Regions from separate parts of the Homo sapiens genome. Here region 2 is linked to region 1. Evidence: chromatin loops called from intact Hi-C (ENCODE). Cell type or tissue: thyroid gland. All regions are shown on one strand. Each heading gives the region's core, and the rest is flanking DNA. Links, peaks and the distances in the headings are about the cores only.

What was found. Peaks named below come from ENCODE experiments on the same cell type or tissue, not always from the same donor. Only the 100,000 strongest peaks of a DNase experiment are listed, where the experiment ranks them.
Region 2: a loop joins it to region 1, with 3 times the contacts of the local background. A loop is called at or near these places in 2 of 110 quality-filtered maps.

Annotation. Positions count from the first base shown.
Region 1 is chr11:65,596,280-65,599,178 of GRCh38, reverse strand. MAP3K11 (mitogen-activated protein kinase kinase kinase 11) reads left to right here. Exons shown (of 10, transcript NM_002419.4): 10 at 551-1,422. The coding sequence ends at 888. Among named protein-coding and RNA genes, the nearest start is that of KCNK7, 1.9 kb to the right of the region's middle. In thyroid gland, for the core only: no CTCF peak of the experiment used is centred there; no DNase peak of the experiment used is centred there.
Region 2 is chr11:65,404,123-65,407,021 of GRCh38, reverse strand. It overlaps FRMD8 (FERM domain containing 8), which reads right to left. Exons shown (of 11, transcript NM_031904.5): 10 at 1,954-2,158. Among named protein-coding and RNA genes, the nearest start is that of NEAT1, 17 kb to the left of the region's middle. RefSeq lists an enhancer at 2,275-2,774. In thyroid gland, for the core only: no CTCF peak of the experiment used is centred there; a DNase peak (open chromatin) is centred at 1,818; H3K27ac peaks cover 1,792 bases.

The sequences.
Region 1 (2,899 bases), core at 192-2,691:
GTGAAATAAAAGAAGTAATCGGGCCAGGCAGTGGTGCACGCCTGTGATCCCAGCACTCTGGGAGGATCACGTGAGCCTTGAAAGGTTGAGGCTGCAGTGAGCGGTGATCATGACACTGGACTCCAGCCTGGGCGACACAGCATACATGTAATCATAATCGTAGCAAACTCCTGGCTCCTTACTTGTGCCAAGTACTGTTTGCAAGGCTTTCCCGAGATGGTCTCATTTAGTCATAACAACCAGAGAACTAAGCGCTCCTGGATGCCCATTTTTAGATGAGGAAATTTAAGGCACAGAGATTAAGGGACCCACAGCTCCCACAGCTAGTAAGTGGCAGGGCCGGGATCCACATCCAGGCCAGCCTGCTGCAGAGGCCTCACTCCTAACTATTACAAAAAACAGAGGCACCACGGAGCAGGAAGGGCGGTGGAAGTTGAGTCAAGTAGGTCACTGTGCACATGGGGAAACTGAGGCCCAGAGCAGGACAGTGTCTTGGGGACCTCAGCAGTTGGGGGTTGCTTGACCCTGTGCCCCTCCTATATCCTCACAGGAGGCACTGTCTCACCCCCACCGGGGACATCACGCTCTGCTCCTGGCACCCCAGGCACCCCACGTTCACCACCCCTGGGCCTCATCAGCCGACCTCGGCCCTCGCCCCTTCGCAGCCGCATTGATCCCTGGAGCTTTGTGTCAGCTGGGCCACGGCCTTCTCCCCTGCCATCACCACAGCCTGCACCCCGCCGAGCACCCTGGACCTTGTTCCCGGACTCAGACCCCTTCTGGGACTCCCCACCTGCCAACCCCTTCCAGGGGGGCCCCCAGGACTGCAGGGCACAGACCAAAGACATGGGTGCCCAGGCCCCGTGGGTGCCGGAAGCGGGGCCTTGAGTGGGCCAGGCCACTCCCCCGAGCTCCAGCTGCCTTAGGAGGAGTCACAGCATACACTGGAACAGGAGCTGGGTCAGCCTCTGCAGCTGCCTCAGTTTCCCCAGGGACCCCACCCCCCTTTGGGGGTCAGGAACACTACACTGCACAGGAAGCCTTCACACTGGAAGGGGGACCTGCGCCCCCACATCTGAAACCTGTAGGTCCCCCCAGCTCACCTGCCCTACTGGGGCCCAACACTGTACCCAGCTGGTTGGGAGGACCAGAGCCTGTCTCAGGGAATTGCCTGCTGGGGTGATGCAGGGAGGAGGGGAGGTGCAGGGAAGAGGGGCCGGCCTCAGCTGTCACCAGCACTTTTGACCAAGTCCTGCTACTGCGGCCCCTGCCCTAGGGCTTAGAGCATGGACCTCCTGCCCTGGGGGTCATCTGGGGCCAGGGCTCTCTGGATGCCTTCCTGCTGCCCCAGCCAGGGTTGGAGTCTTAGCCTCGGGATCCAGTGAAGCCAGAAGCCAAATAAACTCAAAAGCTGTCTCCCCACATGTAGCCTGTCACCTTTCTTGGAGGTAACCAGGTGACCCAACCTATCATACAACCCTGGTGTCCTGATGCCCCAACAATAGGCAGTTGGATGCCTTGTACTGCATGCCTCTCCTGGGACCAAATCCACCAGCCTTGGTCAGTCATTCAAGGCTCTTCTCGGCCAGGTGCAGTGGCTCACTCCTGTCATCACAGCAGTTTGGGAGGCCGAGGCCGGCGGATCACATGAGGTCAGGAGTTCAACCTGGCCACATGGTGAAACCCCATCTCTACTAAAAATACAAAAATTAGCCAGGTGTGGTGGTGCATGCCTGTAGTCCCAGCTACTCTGGAGGCTGAGGCAGGAGAATTGCTTGAACCTGGAAGGTGGAGGTTGCAGTGAGCCAAAATCACGCCACTGCACTCCAGCCTGGGCAACAGAGCAAGACTCCGTCTCAAAAAAAAAAAAAACAAAAAACCATAGGCCGGGCATGGTGGCTCACGCCTGTAATCCCAGCACTTTGGGAGGCCGAGACGGACAGATCACAAGGTCAGGATTTTGAGACCAGCCTGGCCAATATGGTGAAACCCCGTCTCTACTGAAAAAAATATATATATATACAAAAATTAACCAGGCGTGGTGGCAGGTGCCTGTAGCCCCAGCTACTTGGGAGGCTGAGGCAGGAGAATAGCTTGAACCCGGGCGGCGAAGGTTGAGTGAGCCGAGATTGCACCACTGCACTCCAGCCTGGGCGACAGAGCGAGACTCCATCTCAAAAAAAAGAGTAGTAAGTTCCACCCACCTCCCAGTATGGTGACTTGCCATGGCATCTGGCACCCCTGACAGTTCTCTTCACACTGCCATGGGGGCTCTGGCACTCCCACACCATACCCTAGGGCAGGGTCCCTCCCTCGGCCTCTGTCCATTCTCTTCACACTGCCATGGGGGCTCTGGCACTCCCACACCATACCCTAGGGCTGGGTCCCTTCCTTGGCCTCTGTCCTCAGCCCCTCTGACGTTAGAGGAGTTGGAACCCAGGCTCCCCCTTCCCCTCTCCCAGGTGCCCCATGGCAGCCCAGACTCTGTGTCTGCAGTTCAGGGGCAGGGAGTCAGGAGGGCAGGCACAAAGCGTTCTCAGGAAGAACTGGCAATCGGGCGCAAGGGTATCATCTGCCCGGGTGCTCTGGGCACCCTGGAGTCCTCTCCCCACCTCCCACCCCCACCTGATCCTTCCCAGCTGCCACCATTCCTCTCCCACCACACCACCCAGGCCAAAATCACTCCATCCATGACGCCTACAGTAGCCCAGCGTAGGTCTCCCTGGACCACATTTATCCTCAAGGGCCTGTGTCCTTATCCCCCCTTCACCCCCAACTCTCCCCTGCCACAGCCAGCCCTCTGTTCCTCTCACACCCCAAGCTCATTCCTACCTTCACTGGCCTCTTACTCCCCAGCTGAAATATCACCTCCTTAGCAGAGCTTTCCCAGTGAGATAAC
Region 2 (2,899 bases), core at 315-2,814, 190 kb after region 1:
AAATGTCCTCTCTTCCAGGATCTGACACAAGATGCATTTAGGGTATTCCTTTTTATTATTTATTTATTTATTTATTTATTTGAGACGGAGTTTCGTTCTTGTTGCCCAGGCTGGAGTGCAGTGGCGTGATTTTGGCTCACTGCAACCTCCACCTCCTGGGTACAAGCGATTCTCCTGCTTTCAGCCTCCCAAGTAGCTGGGACTACAGGCGACCACCACCACATCCAGCTAATTTTGTATTTTTAGTAGAGAAGAGTTTTCTCCATGTTGGTCAGACTGGTCTCGAACTCCCGACCTCAGGTGATCCACCCGCCTTGGTCTCCCAATGTGCTAGGATTACAGGCGTGAGCCACTGCGCCCGGCCAGGGTATTCCTTTTTAAAAACAGGGTCTCGGGCTTGGTGTGATGTTTCACGCCTGTAATCCCAGCACTTTGGGAGGCCAAGGCAGGTGGATCACGAGGACAGGAAATTGAGACCATCCTGGCTAACACGGTGAAACCCCATCTCTACTAAAAACAAAAAATTAGGGCCGGGTGCAGTGGCTCACACCTGTAATCCCAGCACTTTGGGAGGCCAAGGCGGATGGACCACAAGGTCAGGAGATCGAGACCATCCTGGCTAACACGGTGAAACCCCGTCTCTACTACAAATACAAAAAAGTAGCCGGGCGTGGTGGTGGGCGCCTGTAGTTCCAGCTACTTAGGAGGCTGAGGCAGGAGAATGGCGTGAACCCAGGAGGTGGAGCTTGCAGTGAGCCAAGATCGCGCCCACTGCACTCCAGCCTGGGCGACAGAGTGAGACTCTGTCTCAAAAAAAAAAAAAAAAATTAGCCGGGTGTGGTGGCACACACCTGTAGTCCCAGCTACTCGGGAGGTTGAGGCAGGAGAATCACTAGAACTGGGGAGGCGGAGGTTGCAGTGAGCCGAGATCATGCCACTGTACTCCAGCCTGGGCGACAGAGTGAGACTCCGTCTCAAAAATAGTTAACTAATTAATTAATTAAAAAAAATATATATATATAGGGTCTCATCGTTGTCACCCAGGCTGGAGTGCAGTGGTACAATCGTAGCTCACTGCAAACCTCCAACTCCTGGGCTCAGAGATACTCCTGCCTCATCAGCCTCCCAAGAAGGTGAGACTACAGGCATATACCACCGTGCTCAGCTAAGTTTAAGTATATTTTGTAGAGACAGGGTCTCACTCTGTTGTCCAGGCTGGTCTTGAGCTCCTGGGCTCAAGTGATCCTCTTTGTCTTGGTCTCCCAAAGTACTGGGATTACAGGTGTGAGACACTGCACCCGGCCTGGGTACTGTATTTTTACCAGCTGCACTCAACACCCCAAGATGTGGTCACAGCAGTGATTTACCCAACGCTTTATTTATTTATTTATTTATTTTTGAGACGGAGTCTTGCTCTGTCTCCCAGGCTGGAATGCAATGATGCAATCTCGGCTCACTGCAACCTCTGCCTGCTGGGTTCAAGCGTTTTTCCTGCCTCAGCCTCCCGAGTAGCTGGGATTACAGGCGCCTGCCATACACCTCGCTACTTTTTTTGTATTTTTAGTAGAGACAGGGTTTCACCATGTTGGCCAGCCTGTTCTTGAACTCCTGACCTCAGGTGATCCTCCTGCCTTGGCCTCCCAAAGTGCTGGGATTACAGGCGTGAGCCACCGCGCCCCACCTACCCAACACTTCAGTAACAGATGTTGAGTCGTTTCCCGGATCACATCCTGGACAATGCTGCAGAACGTCTGTGACGCAGCAGTGAGAAGGGACAGGAAAGGCACTATGGCCAAGGCCCGGGCTCGGCCTGCTCACAGCTGTGTCCTGAGATGGAGGCCAGCTCACACTGGGTCTGGAGCTGCTCTGCAATGCCCTGTCCTCAGGAACTCCCCCCGGTGTGTGCACGCGCATGCGTGTTTGTGTGTGCACATGCACAGAAGGGCTGCTCACCGTCCTCCACGTAGTCGATGGTGGAGAGATGCTGGATCCGGCTGGACACCACACTGCCCTGCCTCCGCAGCTTGGGGCGCTGAACAGGAGCCAGTGAGGAGCTGGGGTCCGAGGGCGAGCCAGTCGCACTGTCCTGGGGGCCTGCGGGCTCCGCCGCCTGGCTCAGTTCGATGCAGTACTCAATGAGACTGCTCATCAGTTCGGCCTGGGGAGGAGGGGGCAGTGTGAGGCCTGGCCAGGGCCCCCTTCCATGCCTGTTGCTGAGCCTGAAATGAGCTCTGCTCTCTGGTTGGGGAAGCAGGGGAGGGGACACACATCACTCAGGAGGGAGGGAGCAGGGAGGCAGGGGAGGTGTCCCACTTGGGTGACTGTGAAGGTGAGTCCTGGTGGATGAGGAGGGGTCTCCAGATCTGGGAGTTCAGGTGGGAAAGAAAGAACATTCTGGTCAGAAGGCACAGCCCAGGAAGGCTGACTCCATGGGCAGAAGCAGGTGGGGAGGGAGGGGGTAGGGAGCCAGCTGCTGCAGAGAGGACGAAGAGTGGGGAAGCGGGGCGGGGAGGCGGGTGGTGCTGGCTGGGAGGAAAACCTGCAGCCAGGAGGAAGGGGCGCGATGTCACCAGGGCAGGGGCGGGCGGCTCCCTGCCAGCACGTTCTTCAAAAGTGACTCCTACTCAACAGGTGTGAAGCATGAGGCACACTGACAGAAAAGATGCAGCAGCCGGGTGCCAGCGGGCACAGCTGGGCACCAAGGACAGGGCCTTCAGGGGTTTGAGGGAGTCGCAGAGGGTGTTAAAAGGGTGGCACCCCTTAGGACACAGGTATTTCCTGAGTGCCTCCCACGTGCCAAGCACTGCTGCAGGCCTGGGATAAGATGAGGCCAAGTAGACAGGAATGGCCACCTGTGCTCCTGACTGGTGGGGCTGGGTCAGATGCTGGAGTGGCCCTG